Regions from separate parts of the Mus musculus genome. Here all the other regions are linked to region 3. The links are chromatin contacts, found by Hi-C or POLR2A ChIA-PET in ENCODE. All regions are on one chromosome and are shown on one strand. The core of a region is the stretch at or near the end of the contact, and the rest is flanking DNA. Distances in the headings are between cores, read along the strand shown. Region 1 holds the start of Mfn2 (mitofusin 2). Region 2 holds the start of Zfp984 (zinc finger protein 984). Region 3 holds the start of Zfp933 (zinc finger protein 933).

The links. A loop is a pair of places that touch in the nucleus more often than their neighbours do. ChIA-PET counts read pairs that join two places held with the same protein, here RNA polymerase II (POLR2A).
Region 1: a map of heart shows a loop between it and region 3 (4-fold over the local background). The contact joins the promoter of Mfn2 here to the promoter of Zfp933 in region 3. A Hi-C loop is called at or near these places in 1 of 37 maps with a recorded cell type or tissue (heart). POLR2A ChIA-PET finds 5 or more read pairs at or near these places in 1 of 5 experiments (Patski).
Region 2: a map of heart shows a loop between it and region 3 (2.4-fold over the local background). The contact joins the promoter of Zfp984 here to the promoter of Zfp933 in region 3. A Hi-C loop is called at or near these places in 4 of 37 maps with a recorded cell type or tissue (heart, left cerebral cortex and v-Abl transformed pro-B cells). POLR2A ChIA-PET finds 5 or more read pairs at or near these places in 1 of 5 experiments (embryonic stem cell).

Annotation. Positions count from the first base shown.
Region 1 is chr4:147,903,063-147,907,329 of GRCm38, forward strand. Mfn2 (mitofusin 2) reads right to left here and starts at 1,847. Exons shown (of 19, transcript NM_133201.3): 1 at 1,596-1,847; 2 at 293-435.
Region 2 is chr4:147,806,995-147,811,832 of GRCm38, forward strand. Zfp984 (zinc finger protein 984) reads right to left here and starts at 2,794. Exons shown (of 6, transcript NM_001127189.3): 1 at 2,674-2,794; 2 at 96-189.
Region 3 is chr4:147,846,854-147,851,367 of GRCm38, forward strand. Zfp933 (zinc finger protein 933) reads right to left here and starts at 1,565. Exons shown (of 4, transcript NM_198619.3): 1 at 1,425-1,565. The coding sequence starts at 1,427.

The DNA.
Region 1 (4,267 bases), core at 597-3,096, 56 kb after region 3:
GGAGCCATGATAAGAATCCAACCCCTGCCAAGCAGAGACGGAAAGGAGCCAGCACAGGGACAAACAAACAAGGAGGAGAGGGACAGATCCTGGCCATGCTTTGAACTGTCAACCAGTGAAATCCCCGTGGAAGCAGAAAGGAGATACAGCAGCTCCTTCCGACACAAGTTGGAAGCCACGAGCTCTGTGCTCCAGGATCCACTCCGAGAGACTCGCCAGCCGAGAGCCAGCAGAACACACCCTTTTGCTCTTCATCTAGATCCATGGTGGCCAAACCACAGCTCTCACTTACTTTCTAGCTGGTAAGAGACCTTCACAGGTTGGGCATCGTGGACATGGCTGGAGTCAGAAAGATGAAAAGGACTCGAGGTCTCCTCTGTGCTGATTCAGGTCCAGGTTGGCCCCTGATGGTGTTGACTCCACCTGTCCAAGCTTCTGGAAAGGAAAAAGGCAGAGGTCACTGGGCCACCAGGAAAGAAAATGCAAAATATGTTTAATCAGGTGTTAAAGCCAAACTAACTCATCCCTGAGGGAAGCTTACTCATTGCGGTGTTGAGGAAGCAGGTGAGGAAGTGTGTGTGTGGAGGGGGAGGAGACAATAACAATGACAATGAGACAAACACATTAGCCGTGTGCTAATATATTAAGCCATGTGCTAATGCAAGGCACCAAAGAGGTCCTCGCTAAGACACAGCCAGAGAGAGAAGGGAGCTGAATCAGGCCAAGGCCTGGCCTTCAGGACTGGGGAACTGCCAACTAGAAGTGGAAGGGGAGTGGAGAGGAGAGGAAGAAAAATAGACCTGACAAAGGCCAGAGTATCCCTGCTACTGTAAAGTCTCTCCTTCCATTCTCAAGTCTATGGAGCAAACTTGGTCTCTACAGTACTAGGAAGATGTATAGAGCCAAGCAGCCAAGCTAGACACCAAACTACACTAGCTGTGACTCCAAAGCTCACTTGTGTTTTCCTACCTAAGACAAAAAGGGGACAATCAAGAGTCCTTTTCTGACGAAGGGAGAGATGATTGGCAAAGCTAGAAAACAGGATAGAAAAGTACTACAAGAGATGGAGGCCAGTAGTGTTGCCTTTCTCCTTCCAAACAGCTATCTTTTTCAGTATTCACTGTGGCCTTTCAATGTGTTAGGTGCTAGGGTCAGGGACGGATTAAGAATAGCTCCAACCCTCAGAGTCTTAACGGTGCAATGAAAAGGCATATAAGTAAAAAGACTTCCACCGTAAGTGGGGTACAGTGAACCGGGTGCTGAAAAAAAAAAAATGCTGGCAAAAAAAGAAAAGTACTGGATGAAAACCGGGAATGGGTCAGGGACCTTGAATGGAGATCACAGGGCTGAGACATCAGGGTGTGGGGAGCTGCGAGGAGGAGCCCACCTCCCAGCCTTCAGTCCGGTGGCCCGCCCCCTCCTCAGAGCCGAGCAGGGCTTGACGGCGAGGCCGCAGCAGGGGAAACGCCCGTGTGACCCGAGCCTGAGCCCGAGGCCCAGAGGCCCCAGAGGCCCAGCGTCCTAAGCCGGGTGGCTCAGGACTCTCCCGGCCCGGGCCTGCCGGTTCCACCACCCCGGCGCGCTCGCCCTCTCACCTTCACCTTCCCGGCCTCGCGGCGGCCATCACACCCAACACGTCACTAGCCGGCGCCACACCGAGAGAAGCGGGAGGGGAGGGGGCTGCGCTCGTCACTCGCCCCGCTGCAGCCCGGACGAGCCGATGGCCTCTGAACGCTGTCACCTCAACCTTACCACTCCTATACCACAGTGTCTAGGAACTCCGCGCTCCAAAAGGAGCCCCCGCGTGCCTGGTAACCGTCCCGTGTCTCGTGCAGATGACGTAAGCTGTAGGGTGGGGCTCCCAGCGCGTCATGGGAGTTGTAGTTTGGATCAGCGTCCGTCAGGGTGGGGTAGGGCGGAGCCTCGAGCTGTCAAGCAGGGGTTGGAGGGGTGGGAGAACGGGACGGGGGTTGGGGGAGGGGAGAGGGTGGACGGCGGGGAGGGGAGCGGGCAGGACACGACAAGGGTACCGATTAGAGGTTTGCGTGCGCCTTTTTTGTTGTTGCGCCTTTTTTGTTGTTGCTGCTCCAGAATTTGACCCTGTATAACACCTGTCAGTTTTGAAATCCAGACTCGCATTTCATAATCCGAGTGTCTTCAAAGGGAACAAACAGACCGTTAGGGTGAAGTAATTGTCCTTCAGTTGCCTTTGAGGCAACTAAACAGCAGCCACAACGCATCAGGCAGCTACTAGGTGACAGTCATTGCACTGGCTATCTAACATGCAGTTTTTAATTTTCACTCAGTCCCAGGACATTCAGGACATGATTATCCAACCTCACATGCCATTCACTGGCCCCTCATTTTGTTCCAAGAACTGGGATACTGCATTGGACCCCAAGCTGGGAGGGCTCCAAGCCTGGGCTCTGTAGTAACACCCACCAGCCACTTGTAGCTACTGAGACCCTGAAATGCAGCTGCTACAAACTGAGAAATGCCCCAATGTTTAATATAAAAAGAAATGCAAACTACCTTATTAGTAATTTTATATTGATGTGTTGTTATAGCTTTGGATAAACTGGGCTAAATGAAATACATTATCTTAATTAAATCGCCCCCCCCACCCCGTTTCTTCTTACTTCTAAAAGTAGAGCTAATAGTGGCGGTCACAAAAAAGGCTCAGTAGGTATAAATGGCTGCTACCAAGCCTGACAGCTTGAGTTCCATCTCCAGGAACCCACACGGTGGAAGGAAAGAACCTGCTCATAAAATGTTGTCCTCTAACCTCCGTACAAGAGCCAGGGCACGTGTACATCAACCACACACGATAAATGAATATGGTTGGGGCCTAGAGAGATGGCTTTTACAGAGGACCCAACACCTACATGTTAGCTCACATCGGTAACTACAATTCAGGGGATCCAGTGTCCTCTCTGTCTTCCAGGGGGAACCAGGCACACTTCTGATACACTTCCATACATGCAGGCAGCATCCCATACACATTAAATAAAAACAACAAGCCAAGTATTTAAAAGCAGATAATATGGCTAGCTGAATATTTTAACTGTGTCTGTGGCCCATGCGACCTTGCTTTTGTTTGTTTGGGGGCAGGCTTCCCACTATGTAGCCCAAACCAGCCTTGAATTGATGATCTTTTTACTCTGCCTCCCAAGGGCTAGGACTGTAGTCATCTCACTGACACACCTAGCTGCCATGTTATGCTTTCTACCGATTGGCACTGCCCTATAGCCAGGGTACAGTCATGCCACAAACAGCCTCAGAGGTAAATCAGCACGCCGGTTACGAGTCTCCAGAGAGGTGAGTCATGGGAGCTGGCCTGTAGTCACTGCCCATAGGGCAGCTTCTTGTCTGGAACATCTGACTCTGAACTGGAGAGACACACCCAGCACTTGCCTTGGGGTATAGTGTGCGCTAAGTATCTCCTCCTCCATCATCTCCAGCCTCCCCAGGGAATTCTTTGAGTACAAAACTGAAGACTGTTTCCTTTCCCTTTGGCAGAATCTTACTCAAGCCAGAGGCTTGGAGGAGCTTTCCCAAACTCTCTCCTGTCCATTCTGCCTCTGCTGTAGCCTCCCTGAAAGCTTTGGCCTAGGCTCCCATCCCAACCTGGACAGAAGAGGGAACTTCTGAGCCCATTCCCAGGCTTCTAATCTTACATTCCACTTGGGCTTGCCTAAACCAGAACTCCAAACTGTGAGGCTCTTCCTTTAACCCCTCAATGGCAAGGTTCCTCCAGTACTGCAGACTGCCACTAGAAATGGGTCTAGCGAGTACTGGGGTTCAACTGCAGGGGGCTTTTCTTATGTCAGTTATTCCTGTTTTGATCGACTTTTCCACTGTGTATATGAATTGCACATACCAGAAAATGGTCACTATTAGAAACAACCCTGGACAGGACATGACGGTTCATGTCAGTCATCCCAGTACTCAGGGGTTGAGGCAGGAGGATCACAGGTGAGAGGCCAGCCTGGATTACACAGGAAACTTTGCCACAAATGAACAAAACTCAAGAATCCTCTACAAGGCATACATTGTTTTTAATTTTTATTATTAGTGTGTGCGTGCACACTCGCGAATGATGTATGTAGGGGGTACATGTGTGGAGTCAGTTCTTTCTACCCTTTACATGGCAGTTCTGGGAATCAAACTCAGGGCATCAGGTTTGTTCAGGTGACTGCCGGATGAGCCGACTCACCAGCCTCAATGTACACAATTCCTGAATGACTGGTTGTTTCCAACTGGAGTA
Region 2 (4,838 bases), core at 1,544-4,043, 39 kb before region 3:
ATTAAGGAAATAGAATCTGGCAAAATCAAATTCATGTCCTCTTTCTACTCACAGGTGAGCCCAACTCCACCCCTTGTTCAATACCTCTAACATACCTGGATCCTTTGTGAGAGTCTCCTTGACCTTTACCCTTCCAGGGCTCTTAGTGTTGATTTACAGTTATGCACATTTTGCTGAGCATATGAATACCTGAAAATGGGAAAATATTATTCAGAATGAATCTGGAACTTTTCATGGAACACAAATGAGAAATGTCAATACCTGATAAAAATATAAACATGAGGGAAAGAGAAGATATTATGAAAAACTCAACAGACCATGAATGTGCATTGGCTTTTCATGAAGCAAGGAGTCATTTTTCTTATGTAAGTGAGCAACCATAATCATTCCAAAGGTGCTGTCTAATTTTGTCTTAATCCATAGTAAGTTTTCCACTTATTAAAATATCTTTGGGGGCTGGTGAGATGGCTCAGTGGGTAAGAGCACCCGACTGTTCTTCCGAAGGTCCAGGGTTCAAATCCCAGCAACCACATGGTGGCTCACAACCATCCGTAACAAGATCTGACTCCCTCTTCTGGTGTGTCTGAAGATAGCTACAGTGTACTTACTATAATAAGAAATAAAGTCTTTAAAAAATAATAATAAAATAAAATCAAATATCTTTGCCTGAAATCATTCTCTCACAGCATGCTGGGCAGAACCTTGAAAGGATTCAAAGAAATTCAGGAGGAATGGCTAGCTGGGGTGCCTGTTATCAATGAAGTCATAGTTGGGTAGGTGTTTCCTTGGCTCCTGGTTATCTCTTGGCCTGCCCCTCCATCCTCCATCTCACCCTTAATCCCCCCCCCACACACACACACACACCTGATGGCTTGGTACATTTTGGAACCAACCAGATATCTCTAAATGCTTTCTCCCTCAGACTGAAATGCCAAAAACTAACCCAACCACCAGCATAAGACCCAGATATCCAGATATCTTCGTGCATTGCTGCAGGTTGCATGTCTTAGAAAAATAATAAAAGCCTCATAGGAAACTACAGTGGCCTATAAAACTGCCTGTAGCATGTGACCAAATCCATCTCTTGGTCAGGATGTATTATTTTATAAAACTTGCCCACGTGGTACAATTAGTTTTTCTCTGGCAACACTCAGGGTGCACAGACCCACTATATATCTTCTTCTCAGCTGTACCTTACTGCAATCCTGTCTTCATGTTTTATTCAAACCTAAGGTGTAATATTAATAACTAAGCCTATGAAGACTCATTTCTCAATGCTGTATTTACATCAAAGACTACATATACCTCAGTGTTAAACTAACGGGGACTATAACTTTGCTAGGTTAATATTAATATTTACAGCCAGGAGACAGTTAAAAATTGAAACATAAAAACAAAAAGTAAGCCTTTAGGGTCAGGCTTAAAAATAAGATCCTTGTGACTCAATGCCCCCAAGGTATGCTAATCATAAAGCAGATAGCAACATTCCTCCATCCACCCACTTATAAGCTGTGCTTTCAAAGAAAGTCACCTTGACCCACCCCGACAACTCCAGGAACTCACTATGCAAATGTGCTAATGTTATTGAGACTCATACACAGCTGTCTTGACTTTCCACTTTCAACTGGTATTTTTGGTATTTTCCAACAACGCCCTCCCCACCCCCTTGACTTGTGGTTCCTTCCTTTAAATACCCCCTTACCCAGCTACTCTGCATACCACAGTCCTCTAGCATTGCATGGTTTATGACTGTGGGCCTGAGAGCTCTCTTGAAATAAAAGTCCTCTTGCAATTTGCATCAAAACCGTTTCTCCAGTAATTTGGGGTGTTGCCTCTCCTGAGTCAGAACGTGGGAGAGTCCTCACCTTTTGGGTCTTTCAACAGTACTTTATAACGAATATTTTCGAATTCAATCAAATCTGCACTGATCCCCATATGACAAATACCTACAAAGCTCTCTAGGGATGCCTATCCAGTTCCCTGGAGAAAGGGAAACGAAATGGCAAATGGAGGAACAAGGGAGTTAAGAAAGCATGAATGAATTTGAATTTGAGGAGCTTTATTATGGCTTTTGCAAAGACAACCATCCCAATACACAAACTCCAGAGACGGCCAAGGATCTACGGGGTTATTTAAAAAAAAAAAAATCTGGCACCCATAAAATTAATTAAAACATCACCATGAACCCAATTCACAGGATCTCAAACTTCCTGATAATGGTAAGATACCACAACAGAATTGGGAGAGTGGCGGCAGAAAATGCACCCCTGCTCCACATGCCTGCCTTGCTCCTGCCCATTTCCCAGTCCAACAGCTCCTCTGACTTGGAAGGTGACAGGACCAGCTGCTCAATGTCCTAGGAGGCCAGCACAGCAATTGCAGCTTAAAGAAGTTTTCAGGTTCCGCAAACACTGAATTGTGAGAGGGGCGGCAGAAAATGCACCCCTGCTCCACGCCCCTGCCCAGCTCCTGCCCGTTCCCCAGTCCAACAGCTCCTCTGACTTGGAAGGTGACAGGACCAGCTGCTCAATGTCCTAGGAGGGGCAACTGCAGCTTAAGGGAGTTTTCAGGTTCCGCAAACACTGAATTGTGAGAATGGCGGCAGAAAATGCACCCCTGCTCCACACGCCTGCCCAGTTCCTGCCTGTTCCCCAGTCCAACAGCTCCTCTGACCTGGAAGGTGACAGGACCAGCTGCTCAATGTCCTAGGAGGCCAGCACAACAACTGCTGCTTAAGAAAGTTTTCAGGTTCCGCAAATACTAGGCGCTAGTCTCCCTCCATAACTTCCTGATCACGAGGCAGCTGAGATGCAAGAAGAAAGATGAAACCGCGGAACTTCCCTTCATGCTGCCTAGCCCCGCCTTCTGGACCCGCCCAATATTCAGCAGCTTCCTGCAATTCTTCTAAGCCTACCTACTTCGGGACCTTTTAATTAATTAGCTTCCCAATTCTTCACAGCAATGTTTGGTGTTTTGAATTTTTGCTTGCTTGCTTGCTTGCTCGTTCCTTTGCTTTTAATTTGTCTTTTTCTTAAACTCATCTAATCAGGCTGGAGGCCCACCCTCCCCAGCAGGAACCACTCCTCCAACTCTGTTGCAGGCTGCCTTCCACAAAACTTCCCAGGACCTACTCTACACAGCTTCCTCAAAAGGTTGCTGCCAGACTAGACCAGAACTGGATGTAGTAGGACACTGCACCTGGGTTCTGAACCCTTCAGATACAACGCATATTAACTTCTCATATTGTGAGTCTTTTCCTCTGGGCTATAAATGCACACAATTAAGCAGTCCCTTTGAATTCTGATGCTCAGAACAGATACCCAAAACAAACAATAACTTAGATAAAATGTCCTTGGCTCAAACCGCAAACCATATAGGTATCCTATAAGGAGCACAATTTATTTGATATCGAAGACAAAGAATAGAAAACCCACAATCATGATCAAGGACATTAAAGTTTGTAAACCATGTAAATCCACTCACTCAGAGAGAAACGAAATAAATCATGGGCAAGAAAATAATACCAGATTCCTGAAGGAAATGACAATATAAAATATTAAAATTGACTTCAATAAGTGCTTAGAAATGCCAAAAAAAAATCCTGAAAAGAAAATGCAGTAAGGCAAATAAAAATAATACATAGAGAACCTGTGGGAGACAGATTATCAGACTTAAAGAAAAGGTAGAGGAGGTGGATGCCTCAATCAAAGAAAATGATGAATTAAAATGATGTTAGGTCAAGGCACAATATTATTTACTTCTTGAAGGGTGAGACAATAAAGAGAAACTCCTTTGGAAAACTGTCTTGATCTTTGTCAAAAAAAAAAAAGTAAGGAAAGGAAGTAAGGAAGTAAGAAGGAAAGAAAGAAAGAAAGAAAGAAAGAAAGAAAGAAAGAAAGAAAGAAAGAAAGAAAAGAAAGAAAGAAAGGATGAAAGAAAGAAAACTTGAACAAAATTACAATACATACTGCACTGTTTGTTGATAAATGGTTTCCTGATTGTTCCCTGTAACACTCTATGACACCCATGCATATCAGTATAAGCTGGGGAAAGGAGACTCGAGATTTACCCAAGTCTCATTAGACTCTTGCTAGGAAGTCAACTCTTTTCATGATTGTAATGAGTTCCAGGATTCTCATTGACCTCTGAGGTTCAAAACCTGTTGTGATGATTATGAGAGGTTAAAATGGATTCTAGCTCAGCATGGCGGTGAGAGCTCAGAAGCACAAGCCCAGACCTGGGGTTCTGTCTTTAAATAGGGTTCTATGCCTATGGACACCTTTCAGATGGCAGGGCTACTTGTTTCCCATTGTGTTGAGTTTTAGTTTTCCCCATATTGTACTTATGCAAAAAAAAAAGTCACAAGTTAATTGATTCTTCATATGTGAGTAGATTAAACATACTGGTGATTAATAATGCATCTGAGTTAAGGAAAGAAATAAAAGCCTTTTCCTCAGAGCATTTAACTAAGTGTGAGTCCAAAGTTGAATTCTCTACTTCATTTTCCCTGTGTCTTCCACCCTCTGTGTGTCTGTTCAGTTAGTTTAAATCTGTAACTTCCTGAAGGCTGCTTGTATAGCTCTCCCTTTCTGTCTGCCTTTTGTCTCCATGTTGGTGTCTATCTGTGTAATCTGTTGTCTATTTGTATCTCTCTGACTGACCTTGAGAGAGAGCTTTGGAGTGCTTCTAGAACATCAAGGGAACCATCACATGGGGAAAGAATGGGATAGTGAACAGTAATCTTTTATAAAGGATTAGGTAACTGGCTCCAAGTGGTCAAGTGGACAACAAACATTTATAAATATGACTTTTATCAAAAAATACCCATAACTGTATAT
Region 3 (4,514 bases), core at 315-2,814:
AAGAGTTGGGTTCTCAGGATCTGACACAACCTCTCCCCACAGGTCCTGGCTGCAGACCATTACCAGCTTTCCCAAGCATATATCCTTGCTTTAGAGAAGGAGCTCTGTATAAATGATTTTATTCACCTGAGGTAACTGTCTTCTCTGAGGCTTACTGACTCAGCCTATTTACCTAGCCTAGTCCTGAAGGTTTCTAGTCTCTGGACAATCCCAGCTTCAGAGATTTACTGCTGAATAAGCTCGCCTTTCCTAGATTTTCCTGAACTCTTGCTGGCTGGTCAACTCAGCTGTTCTGACTCAAAACTCCTCTCCACACTGACTAATTCAAAATCTTTCTCTCTCTCTCTCTCTCTCTCTCTCTCTCTCTCTCTCTCTCCCCACCCCCCCCCATCACATGGAAAGCCTTACTTGAAAAAAAAAAAAAAAAACAGCCCTCAACACTACAGAGTTGTTCCTTTGCAAGAAATTGACAACAGTGTAGTCTTGCTCATGTTGCAATCTCTCTCTCTCTCTCTCTCTCTCTCTCTCTCTCTCTCTCTCTCTCTCTCTCTCTCTCTCTCTCTTGCTCTCTTCTCACTTTCTCTTTTTCTCCTATTCTCTCTGTCCCCTGCCTGCTTTCTCTTTCTCTGCCTCCCTCTCTCACCATGGTAACTTCCTTGACCTCGGTCCTTGGGGCCAGTGAACAAGAGCGGCTTCCCAATAAACTGACATTTAATATAATCCAAGCTGGCTTGAACTGGCTCATTTGAGCAGCAGAGAACAAATAACTTATCAATGGGAATGGCCTAGCAGCTGGTTGTAAATCTGGTTTGTCTCCTTTGTTCTGCTCTTCAGCCATATTTCTGGACAATCCTAGTGAACAAAAATGTGTATCCTAGCATCCTATCTAACAGACATGGTTAGCATAGTACCCATCTGTAGGGTGTTTTAGATGGCATCCTCACTTATCTAAATTCTATGTGGTGTGACTTACCCTCTCCTAAGCACTGCAATTCCTTTACATCATAAATCCTATTCTTCTACATCACAGATTAACATTGTAGTGTTACCCAACACGTGAGACACCTTTTACAACCGCCACAAAATGAACTCCAAATGGACCTTACAACTAAACGTTAAATGCTAAAGGAAAAAAGTTGTAGAAGATACTGTGAGAAACCAGGTCTCTTCGAGTTTGGCATCTTGCCAAGGATGATCCTGCACACAAGTCCTTACTCCAAATGCTTGGCGCAGAAGCAGTCCGGATAGTGACGTTATTCAGAGCCCACTACCGGGTCCAGGGAATGACTAGAACTAAAACAGACCCCACAGGTGGCCACATCTGGCCTCCGCTTACCACCCAGTCCCGAGGAGAACCCACCACACCAGCTCCCCAGGTTCATCCGCCTGCTCCTCCCCGATATGGGCAGTGACCCTGTACTCACCATGTCGAGACTTAGGACCTTGCCTGAGCGTCCCTCAGACCACCCACTACTAACTTCCCCTTCTTCCTCCTGAAATCAAGGTGGAGAGCTTGCATCTGTAATTCTCAAAATTAACCTGGAAGCCTCCTCTGCCCCGGAACTACGTAAGTTCCTGGAATGCTGGGAATTGTAGTTCTTTGGAAATAACAAAGGCTCATGGGAAAGTACGGTGGTCTAGTTGAATATCTAAAAAGAAACCGCTGTAACACGTGACTGAGGCCGTTCGCGCTGGCAAATTCCGGGGGAATTTTACTGACCCAGGTCTGTCTCTTGGTCAGTATTTAATATTTAATAAATGCCTGCTTTAAATTTGGTTCAAAATTGTTGAGTTGGTCTATTTCCAGCAAAAATCAGGATTAGCGTACAGAGGTTCATAGGACGATAACTCTACCCCACAGTCTCTCTTCAATACGTACACTGGAGAGTGAGCTGAGCTGCCGAGGGCACTGAGTGCCCTAGCTCCAGATTTTTACATCTGGCAACCAAAGTAGAATCCTCACAGAAACAAGCAGTCTCTAGTAGAAGCTAAGATAAGCAGTTAGCCAGAGGGGGTTCCAGCACAAACAGGTTGAGATAAGTTAGCAAGGATATCCTGACCTTGGGTTCCTAGAAGTGGAGTTGAGTAATTTTCCTAGAATTCTTGATCAAGGAAATCAAATTCTAGTTAAACCTGAAATGGCCTCAGCGACAATACATGATGGAGGAGTGATGGGGTCTCTGTCCAGCATCAAGAACGAGAAATGAAGGCAGACATGGTTTAGCATAGGTAGAGGGATCGCTTGACCTTGAGGCCAACTTGATCTATAGAGAGAATTCTAGAACAGCCAGGACTGCAGAAAGGAACCTTGTAGTGCCAGCCTGTGGAAGAGTCAAGGCTTGGCCAAAGTGTGAATGACTTTACTGGCTTCCTGTGAAATCATGGTAGTCGCATGGAAGGTTGTACGCTGGACATTATAACTAGGAAATGTCTGCAATGGGGGAGATGTGGAGACCCTCCTCAGCTCTTCCTTCCTGTGCTCTAGCCTGTTCTAAACTCAAGATCGTCCCATAAAAGATAAGCCACTGAGTTCATCCTTGTTGAACATTCCCCAGGCTTTTTGCCTTTGCCTCTCTGTGAACACATGGAGGATGCATCTTCTTACCTTTTTAGGACTCAGAGTTCTGTCCATAGAGAGGAAGAAGGGCTGTGGGTGACCAGGGATTTCCCTGTGGCCAGCACCTGAGGGCTGAGGATGGCTTCCTAGGATGGCTGAAACTGCAATTGTCCCAGGAATCACAAGCTTGGAGAAGGAAAAAGGCTGCCATTCCTCGGGGCAGAAATTAGAATCGGAGAGTTCTGACTGGTCAGTCCTCCTTGCAGGAGAGACTGGGTTGGAAGTGATAGGCTAGTTTAGCAGCATATGATGGTACATGCCTTTAACTCCAGCACTATGAAACAGTGGTAGCAGATCACTCACTCAGGTTGAGGCCAGTCTGGTCCCCAGAACTAATTCTAGAACAACCTGGAACAAATTCTAGGGATACAAAGGGAAAGAAACCCTGGAGAGAGAGAGAGAGGGAGAGGGAGAGGAAGAGAGAGAGAGAGAGAGAGAGAGAGAATATGATGGGCCAGTGATAAACAGGACCACATTTGACAGAACTCACTTGACAGAGCTCACTTTCTACTTTAATGTTAAACCTCATGTCAAGACCCAGAAGATGGAGTAGGAGAGGGGGTGGGGGGGTGCCTCACTGCCCAGCTCAATATCTTTTTTGAAATACTCATTTTTATTTATATGCATACCTCCATGTAAATATATGGTGTGTGGATGTGTGTGTGTGTGTGTGTGTGTGTGTGTGTGTGTGGCCTCTGAGGCTACCTGGACTTACAGGCAATTGTGAACTGCCCAGTGGATGCACTGAGAACCAGATAGATTCAGGTCCTCCGGAAGAGCAAGAAGAGCTCTTTAACTGCTGGGCCATCTCTTCTGCCTCCTCACATCGATATCTTATCTGCAAAATGCCTTTTGCAACGTCTACTGTGTGTGCTATGGAGAAGAGAGATGAGCATGGCTTGAACTGTACCCCCCACATGTGTGTCCAAGGTCTAAACTCCCCAGCACATGGCTGTATCTGGAGGCCAAGCCTTTAGGAAGTAAGCAGGTTAAGATCAGGCCCTACTCAAATAAGGTTGCTATTCTATTAAACAAGAGACTTCAGCGAGGTCCAAGCATAACGAGATTATGAGGAAACCTGTGAGAGAGTGGCTATCTAGAAAAGAAGGAAGAGACCTTCAGAAGCCAGACCACCAGTGCTTGACATCAGCCCCCAGAACTAGGAGTGGTTAGATTTCTGTTGGGTAAACATAGCAGTCTCTGGTGTTGGGCCATAGCCCAGGCAGGCCAATGGAAGCTACTCCAGGCTCACTGTCCCTGGTCTGAACTGCTTGAGATTAGATCTACTTTAGATTTCAGAATTTTTTTAAAAAGTTTTTTCTTATTCACTTTACATCCTGCTCATTTCCCCCCTCCTGGTAACCCCCTCCCACAATTATTGCCCCCCTTCCCCTTCCCTCTGAGCAGATGGGGTCACCCTGGGTATGCCCCCAACCTTGGTACTTCAAATCTCTGCACTTCCACTCCCGCCAAGTCCAGGCAAGGCAGCCCTGCTCTGAGCAACAGCTTTTGGGATAGCCCCACCCCCAACCCCTGTCCTGTTCAGTTGTTCACAACCCACATGAAGGTCAAGCTGCATATCTGCTATATATGAGCATGGAGGCCTAGTTCCAACCCATGTATGTTCTTCAGTTGATGGTTCATTCTCTGAGAGCCCCACGTGTCCATATTAGTTGATATTGTTAGTATTTCTGTGGCCTTCCTATTCCCTTAGGGGCTGTAATTCTTCCTCCTATTTTTCCATAAGAGTCCTCAAGCTCCATTCATTGTTTGGCTGCAGGTGTATGCATCTGTCTGAGTCAGCTCCTGTGTGGAGCCTCACAAAAGACAACCATGCTAGACTCCTGTCTGCAAGTATAACAGAGTATCATTAATAGTGTTCGGGACCGGTGCTTGC